2 separate regions of the Mus musculus genome follow, and region 1 is linked to region 2. A link is a contact called in ENCODE Hi-C data. All regions are on one chromosome and are shown on one strand. The core of a region is the stretch at or near the end of the contact, and the rest is flanking DNA. Distances in the headings are between cores, read along the strand shown. Region 1 holds the start of Rad1 (RAD1 checkpoint DNA exonuclease). Region 2 holds the start of Lmbrd2 (LMBR1 domain containing 2).

Region 1 (4,326 bases), core at 1,292-3,791, 1.3 Mb after region 2:
AAGTCTCCAATCTCTGGCATCACTGGTATACCTCTATGTAGTCCCAGCTAGGGAGGCTGAAGCAGGAGGAGCACTTGAACCAGGAAACTGAGGCTATCCTGGGAATACAGACAACTGTCCGCAACTGAGAAACATTAAAACAAAACAAAACAAACCACTTTTCAACTGCCCCTCACCACCATAAGGATCTTTTCTTAGCACCCTTTCATTTTTAACTTTTTATTGGTCTCCATTACAGTACCTATGTTCATTTCCAGGTTTTTTTTTTCTGTGTTTGTTTTTTGTTTTGGATTTTTGAGACATGGTTTCTCTGTATAGCCCTGGCTATCCTGGACCTCACTCTGTAGACCAGGCTGGCCTTGAACCCAGAAATCCACCTGCCTCTGCCTCCCGAGTGCTGGGATTAAAGGCGTACGCCATCAGTGCCTGGCTTCATTTCCAGTTTTAACCATGTACAGAAGGGTAAGAAGTCTCTCTAGCTCTAGTAATGCATGCACTAAAGTAAAGCTTCAAGCTCGTCTGTGTAACACAAACCTTTACCAAATTTAAATCTAGCATATTTCCTTACCAACATTCCTTTCTCCTCTCCTGTCCTTCCATCTTTCTGCTACTTCATTTCAGTTCCTCATGCTCTGAAGACCCCTTTACCTCTAGTTTCTCTCTCTCTCTCTCTCTCTCTCTCTCTCTCTCTCTCTCTCTCTCTCTCTCTCTCTCTATTTTTCAAGACAGGGTTTCTCTGTGTAGCCCTGGCTGTCCTGGAACTTGGATTCAGAAATCTGCCTGCCTCTTCCTCCCGAGTGCTGGGATTAAAGGAGTGTGCCACCACGCCCAGCTGTCTCTAGTTTCTTATATAGACATCATAAGCACTACTAAATCGGTACCTCCTTACAACAATTTATAACGCTTACAAGTGTCCTCAAATCCCTGTGACTGATTATCAGCTGCGAAGCTCTTGGATGTCTGGCTTGCCCAGACAGAATCACCGCTGACAGCCAACTAGCCCCAATTTAATCTTGGTTTCCAAACCTCAAAATGTCAAATACCCTCTATACTACATGTTCACTGTTTACACCTCCACTGCCCAACACTGACCCTGCACATTCTCAGCTAACCAGCTGAGTTTAGAATTTCTAAACCCCCATTTAATGCCGTTGATGAATTTTTTCCACCACCCCCCCCCCCTGTCTTTCTAAATACATAAATTTAAGCCTTTCTTTGAAATTCAGCTAAAAGTTACTATTAGGGTGTTTCCTTACCACCCTAATAGTAGTAATTGTCTCATTAATTCCAATTCATATATCATAGTGTGATTCAGATTAGTTCCCTTCATGTTTCATGTCCAGCTCCTAAGAGGGAGCGCACTAACTTTTATTGAAAACCAGCTAATTTTCCTCAAAAGTCACTTTTATCCTTTCAGACAAAGGTACAAGATTTAACTGTTAATTAAAAGTGGGGTACAATGTCCACATTGCCTCACTCAGTACTTGAGTACTACACTAAGCACAAAGGACTAACAAGTCTGAGGCAAGATTTCCTCCATACAGATACCTTCCTTAAGGAGTTTCCAGGTGACTGAAAGTAACTCCAACAAGAACCTGCTGGCCTTTAGAAGAGACACACAGTTTTCTATGAAGCCTTCTTTCCTTCTAAACTCCAATATTTCTGGAGGAACTCTTGTTCATTATTTCCTAGATGCTAAGGCCAGGGAAGCTCATCTTGGTATAAGTGTGTCGCACTGTTTGACACAGTAAAACTAGTGGTCTAGGACCCTTGAGTTAAAAGATCTAACCAAACAAGTCAGAGTCACAGACTCACAGGACTGTAGCTTTAAAGGCTTGGCAAATAAATAAATAAATACATACATACATACATACATACTTCGGTAATCCTATGTGATACGGACCAAAACAGAAGGAATTTATAGTTACACCAAAAAGACTCTGAGAAAAAAAAAAAAAAAAGACAAAGGAAAACCATTACTCTGGGGAGGCGGGGTGGGGGTCAGTAACTGGAAGACAAGGATCCTGGAACTAAACACCCATTAAATCAACTCCCTGTTAACTGGCTTAGGGTCTACGAACTGCTGTCTCCAGGAAGAAGGCCATCTACACGAAAATTAGACATAAACACTGTCCAGTCCCTCCAGGGAACCCTAAGCATAAGATCCTGTCAAGTTTTGACTGGAGTCACTTCGCTGCTTCGGTGGCCCAAAGGTGGGTCAGAGCGCCGACTCCAACTTCGGGAGTCGGGCCTCTTACCTTGCAAACCGGACCTGGAATACGATCTCTATTTTCCTCCTCCGCCTCTTTGGCCACATCGGCCTGCTTAGCTGGCTGCCCGGCATCTTTCGAGCTCCTTTTTGGCTTCTTCGCTTGAACCTCCAAGCCTCCACGCCGCTTTCTCTTGGTCGCCGCCATCTCGCCTCGCCGCGTCGGTCGCTGCCTGCACTTCCGGTTCTGCCGCTCGCTCTGCCTTCCGATCTCTATGGTAGCCCACGTTAGGCTGTGAGTTAAGTCATCCGGCTCCAAGGCGCTCGCTTCCGGTCTCGAGGTAGACTCTCTAGGCACACGGCGGCTCGGTGGTGACGGTGGCCTAGGTGGTTGCGTATCTGAACGGTGGCGGGAGCTGTTTGCCTGGCTTGCTAGCTTTTTGGACGCTCAGGGTGTTCTTGGGGCTGGGGTGGCAGGGGCTTTGAGGGGTCGGACGTCACCCACAGCCTGGCGCCAGGGGCTCCCTTAGTGGCCGCTGTGCGGCGAGCGGGCCGAAGTCGCGTTCTCCTGCAAGCCAGGTTGGTGGCGCTCAGAGGTGCTAAGCAAGCCCGGTTACCCGCGCCTTTTAGAGCTACCCTGTGAACTGCATTCAGTGTAGAATACCGTAGTTTTGAGACATGAAAATAGAATGATCTCGATTTCGGCTCGGGTTGAGGTCGCCAGTCCTGTCCGCACTGATAGCGAGGTTTGTTGTTCCGTGTCTCAGGTTTTCACACATCTTCCGGAAGAGGAGCATCCTTCTTCTCGGAGCCGACGGTACCGTGGACCATCCATGCCTCTCCTAACCCAGTACAATGAAGAGGAGTACGAACAGTACTGCTTAGTGGCCAGCCTTGACAACGTTAGGAATCTCTCCACTGTCTTGAAAGCCATTCATTTCAGAGAACACGCCACGTGTTTTGCTACCAAAAACGGAATCAAGGTTACAGTGGAGAATGCAAAGTGTGTGCAAGCAAATGCCTTTATTCAGGTATGGGGGAGTGAAGACATTTTTAAAGCATTCCCTAATGAATGAATTTGGAAGGACTTAATTCAACAAAACTCAAGTTAGTGAACAAAATGTCGTTACTTTTTTTTCTTTCCTGCCAACAAATACTTTCCCCATCTTGTCTCACACAGATAACGATTACTAGTGATAGTTTATTAATGACTCTTCTCACCATTTTCCTCTTTTAATCTTTACACATATAGACACTTTCTCGTTTGACATAGTGGCACCAGATTTAATTTTCAGTAGTCTTACAACTGATTGAATTAGGGCGAGAACCCTATTTACTCTTTACAGTATTATTGTCATGCACGTTTTAGTTTTTCCTCTTATTGGCTGTAATTTTTCCTCGGAGCATTTTCCCCCGGAGATAGAGTCTAACATGTAACCCTGGTTACCTGGAACTTGGTTTATAGACCAGACTGGCTTCAAGTTCTTGGAGATCCGCCTGCTTCTGCCTTGCCTCTGCCTCCCAAGTGCTGGGATTAAAGGCATGTACCACCACTGCCTGACACTGAATTATCCTATCCTTAAGTGACTTTAGCTTTAAGGGATAGGCACAAGACAGAGTTAGGGCAAGTTCACATAGGTGTTAAATTTAGATACAGAAATGAAGATGAAGAGCCCTTACTAGGGGGTGGTAACTTTGTGGTGTTTGGCTTTTTAATATTTTTAGAAAGGTTTATTTTATGTATGTGAGTACATTGTCTTCAGACAGACCAGAAGAGGGCATCAGAACCCATTACACATAGTGGTGAGCCATGTGGTTGCTGGGAATTGACCTCTACCTCTGGAAGAGCAGTCAGTGCTCTTAACCTCTGAGCCAACCTCCAGCTCCTGGCTTCTTAATTTCGTGTGTATGAGTGTTTTGCCTGCATGAATGTCTCCAAAAGGCGTGTACCTGGTTCCTGCCAAGTTCCTGTGAAGGGGGTGTTGGATCCCCTGAAAATGGTTACAAAAGGATTTTAGTCACCGTGTGGGTGCTGGAAATTAAACCTGTGTCTTCTAGAAGATTAGCAAGTATTCTTAACTGATGAGCCATCACTTAGTGTTCCACGTTTAATGATT
Region 2 (4,845 bases), core at 1,188-3,687:
AGGTCACAGCCCAAATAAGGATGTCAGCCAATAACCAGTTTGCAATCTATCTTCAGATTCCAAGACTTCCTCCATTCTGCCTCAGTTTGACCCCCTCTTTGTTTTTAGCCACGTTGGCCTAACATGTTACAGAAAGTACCATATCCATTGGACTTCCAGCATTTCCTCACTAGAATGGAAGTTCTAGGATTTGTCTGTTTTGTTCACTGCTATTATCTGGAGCCACTATACTGTGGAGGACAGTGTGCTCTCAAAAACACTTCCTGAATCACTCTTTTGAGACAGGGTTTCTCTGTGTAGCCCTGGCTGTCCTGGAACTCACTCTGTAGACCAGGCTGGCCTCAGAAATCCGCCTGCCTCTGCCTCCTAAATCCTGGGATTAAAGGCGTGTGCTACCACTGCCCGACCCTGAATCACTTTTTTAAATGACTAGGGGGTGGGGGTGGGGAAACCTTGACAAGCCTCAGGTCAACACACTATATTTACTCTAAGGCTGCCAGTCCTTGAGTCTGGATCTGCCCTGGAGGCGCTTTATTTAAAAATGTTTGGGGAATCAAGGAGTGGGAGTCACTAGTGAGAGAAGAATTTCAGGTAAATTCTGATCTCATCAATCCACCCTGCCTCCTGGAGACAGAGCTGAGAAGAAAGCTGACAATATAAATCTATTACAATAATCCAGGAAGAGATGATGAAAGCTTGAAACAGCTGCCACACAAGAGTGAAAGACACAGTGACTAGCTGGGTAGTGGGGGCAGTGGGGATGAGACCACATTTCAGGGTTCTATGACTGTAGATGCAATGTCACAGTAAGGGAAACACCACACCCCCAAGGGCCTGCTTGCAAGCGGAGCAATCTAAGTCTCTTCTACTTAGTAACATTTACCTTCCTAATGTGCCTACCAATAATCTAAGTCATTACCATACAAAGCTTGCTCAGATACAAAGAAGTATATAGAGACAAAAGGGGACCCTCTAAGATCCCTGCTTCTGTTCCCATATGTCAGTGTACTGAGCTGGACTTTGAGCAGGAAGATTCCTTTCTAAGGAAAAGGGCAGGAAAAAAGCTTCAAGTCAATTGTTGACCACAAGATAAAGACCAACCAAGATTCCTGAAGACTTAATGACTGGAATCCATTTCACTGCCACACTTCCAAACTAGGCAATTTTAGGCACCAAAACTAGGCAATTTTAGGCACCGATCCAAAAAGATTCCCCAAGGAAATAATTCAATCGAATTTAGTTAAAACAAAATAGTTCAACCCATTACAATACAGTTTGGATCTTAGTGTTGTGCATTACCTGGAAAGTTCTCCCGACTAAGCTTCGGCCGACGGATGATCACAAAGTCTTTGTCACTCCCTTTGCCCTTGACTCGTTTCCTTGGAGGGCTCTGGGGGTGGCCGAGGTTTGAGAGCAGTCCATGTGGGATGTTCTCACTGTCCACCTCCTCCTTCTCCAAGGCCGAGACACCCATGCCTGATAGCAGTTCAGAAGTCTTGCTGGAATCCCATCCCCACGTGAAGCTGGTGGTGACGTTGCCACTCTGGTCCGGAATCTCCTGAAGGTGCTTCCTGCAGAAGGGCAGACATTCTCTATTCCTTTTGAAAATACACCCCTAAATAATTCCAAGGTAGGCATGAAAGAAGAGTAAAGAATGGAGTGGAGAAAAGTCCCAGCAAGTGACAGTACTGCATTTTTTAAACGTGCCTACAAGCGAGAGAAATACAAGAATGAAAGAGAAAAATCGGGAACATATATACTTTGAAAGGCTTTGGGATTTATGGTCACGCAGAAGGCCTCAATAATTTCTTCCCGTGGAGGGAAAAAGAGGGACGGCACTGATACCATGACTCAAAGTAGAGGAAGGAAAACTTAATTAGGAAGCCAAATTAAACTCCACATTGATATTCGCACTAAAGCATTCATCCATCCTTTTTCTCTAAGCAAACATTCACATAACCAGATTATTTGAACAAGAAGCAACATTCGCGGCCTAAAAGAATTCAAACGGTTCATTCATGTTTTGTCCGGTTTTTTTGCAATCGGTTTACCTATGCATGGTGTCCACTGATTCAGGAGTTTTGAATGCTTGAATTAATTGAAGCGCTGCCTGCCTTCCAGACTCCTGTTTTAGCGCTCGGCTTAGAGTGATCCCCGGGGCCCCAGCAGTTGGACCCGCGAACTAGCAACGTTCCATCACCACCGCGCGCGCGGAGTTCTGCATCCCGCTCTCCAGCAGCCGCCTTCTGACGCCCCGTTGCCTGCTGGGAATTGTAGTTCCGAGCCTAGCTCGTAGTCCTGCCTGGGTTCTTCCACTCTGATTTCGGACCAACCCTCCAGATACCCACAACTCCCTGCGGCGCCGGGCGGGATTGAAGGAGGAGGAGGAGGAGGAGGAGGACAGGCAGGCGGAAGTGGGTGGAGCTCCGGCTGGCTGGGAAATGTCAGCCGATTGACTGGGAGCAGGTTTTCCTTTTCCCGGAGCTCACGGGCCTTCGGGTGATCACCGCCACGGTCGCCCGGGACTGAAGGATCCGTGACCCCGGCAGGCTGCGGCGGACGCGAAGCTTCTGAGTCCCTTCCAGACGCTGTCTGGCGAGGTCCGACGGTGAGCGTGAGGGGGGCGGGGACGCGTGAGGTGCGTCAGGGTCTGGGGTCCCGGCCCAGTCCCTGGCGGACATAGACTTGGGGGGAGTTCCAGATGGTGAGTGGCCGCCGCCGCCAGGCCCATCTCCGGGGTCTCGATGGCCCGCCAGGTGAGAGGCTGCGGGTGGCACTCCTGCCATTCGCCTTCCTCCACCTGGCAGTGGGCGGCCCTTAGGACTGGGTCTGTGGACGCGATCCTTTCCTCACTTGTAAACTAGGCTCGAGGACGCGGCACACCTCATGGGCTGGCACTGAAGATCAAATCAGCGTGCGAGGGGAAGCCTTTTTCGAGCTAAAGCGCAGCTCCAAGAGGAGCGATGGTTTATTTTTAAGGCGGCAGGAGCCAGCAGTGGTTCCCGCGTGCATCCTCTTGGATCCTTGATGAGTCTCCCAAATACCAAAGGGAAAAAGGGAGGCTCCGCTTGCAAGGAGAGACCACCCTGAAAGCTGTTTAGGTGCCTCTGACTCAATCCACAGCCTGTCCTAGAATCTCTCTGCCTAGAAACTATGCTAATTTAGCCTCTGAAGAGGTCGGGGGCGATTAGATTAGAATGACCATGCAAAATTCAGGTGTGCAAACTGTGCAACAGGGGAGAGGGTAGGGGGATGCATTTCTAGTCCAGTAAAAATGAAGATTTATAGAGTTGAGAAAAAAGCAGGCCACCTTCATCAAAAACATTAGAATATTGGTTTAGTATGTTAGATTGCATACACTTGTGTTTCTTTGTGGAGAGAGCAAGATTCGTTTTATAGTGGAATTAAATCCTTCATGCTCAGTTTTGTCTTTGTTTCTAGCATAATCTTTGCATCAGTTACTTCTTGAGAGGAAGAGATTCATGAACTTTTAGTTCCTGTGAGTGAGATTGGTGTAAAAAAAAAAGACCTTTTTGCAAATTGGTTTTACTTGAAAAGAAAGACTAGGAGAATAAGTATGTAGTCACAGTTTTGTTATGGAAAGTATCTAAAGTGAGACCTTCTGAAATAGTGTATAAAGTTATCTTTTGTTACTTTGAAAAACTCATTTGCCTTCTCTTGAACTTTGTCCTTTCTGTTAGGATGTAACTCGTTCAAGAGTAAATTCTAGTAAATATAAAACAGCCCTGAATTCAGCTAAGAGTTAGCAGAGACCTTAGGATATTTAAATTAGTGGGCACAAGGTTCTCTCTAGGAAAGGAAAGCCTATCAACTTTGAAATTAGGAGCCTCCTGATTTGCCTTGATAATGAAACCGGTGTTCTTTTGCATTTCTTTAATCACAGCTATTTCCATAATATACTGAAAAGGTTTGTATTGATACACACACGATTCTTTTTATTTTTTTTTTCCTTTGGTTTTTCGAGACAGGGTTTCTCTGTGTAGCCCTGGCTGACCTGGAACTCACTCTGTAGACCAAGCTGGCCTCGAACTCAGAAATCCACCTGCCTCTGCCTCCCAAGTGCTGGGATTAAAGGTGTGTGCCACCACTGCCCGTTACGATTCTTTTTGATAGAGGAATTGTGTCCATTGAAGATGTGAGGTTATTAGCTACATAGAAACTCACCATAGAGACTTTAAGAGACTGATCTCTTAAACACTACATTGTGATTGCTGCTAATGTAAAATATTTTATTTCCTGATTAATCTTATTTAATCTTACTTAACACATTGTATTTTATTTTAATAAGTCTTTTAAAACATAGTTTTAGCATTAGAATGAATGTGAGTCCAGGATAACAAAATCATTTTCGATAACTGAAAGTATCATTAGGTTGAATAATGTCTAATGTTCTCTGGAAGCCTCAGCTAGAACACTGACATAAATGGAGAAAGGCAATAGCAGTGCCATTTACACAGCTAAAACCATGTCGTAGTTACAGGCAGTCACTGTCTGTAGGGCCCCGGAGAGTCTAGAAAGGACTGCCCATCACAACTGACATATATGCTGTATGTGTGTCCATCACAACTGACATATATGCTGTATGTGGGTCCATCACAACTGACATATATGCTGTATGTGTGCCCATCACAACTGACATATATGCTGTATGTGTGTCCATCACAACTGACATATATGCTGTATGTGTGTCCATCACAACTGACATATATGCTATATGTGTACAACTGTTGGTCCCATTTTTGAAAATCAAATACAACCAGAGAAATACAATGAAGCCTAAAGGCACCATTGTGACATAGAGAGACTAAGAGATTCCTTTTGCTC

Evidence for each region. Hi-C counts contacts between places; a loop is a spot of excess contacts on that map.
Region 1: a loop to region 2 is called in a map of left cerebral cortex, with 6 times the contacts of the local background. The contact joins the promoter of Rad1 here to the promoter of Lmbrd2 in region 2. A Hi-C loop is called at or near these places in 2 of 37 maps with a recorded cell type or tissue (T-helper 17 cell and left cerebral cortex).

What each region holds. Positions count from the first base shown.
Region 1 is chr15:10,483,477-10,487,802 of GRCm38, forward strand. Rad1 (RAD1 checkpoint DNA exonuclease) reads left to right here and starts at 2,542. Exons shown (of 6, transcript NM_011232.3): 1 at 2,542-2,788; 2 at 2,977-3,240. The coding sequence starts at 3,043. It overlaps Brix1 (BRX1, biogenesis of ribosomes), which reads right to left and starts at 2,461. Exons shown (of 10, transcript NM_026396.3): 1 at 2,259-2,461. The coding sequence starts at 2,417.
Region 2 is chr15:9,138,133-9,142,977 of GRCm38, forward strand. It overlaps Lmbrd2 (LMBR1 domain containing 2), which reads left to right and starts at 2,438. Exons shown (of 18, transcript NM_177178.3): 1 at 2,438-2,608. It overlaps Skp2 (S-phase kinase-associated protein 2), which reads right to left and starts at 2,322. Exons shown (of 10, transcript NM_013787.3): 1 at 2,052-2,322; 2 at 1,300-1,571. The coding sequence starts at 2,059.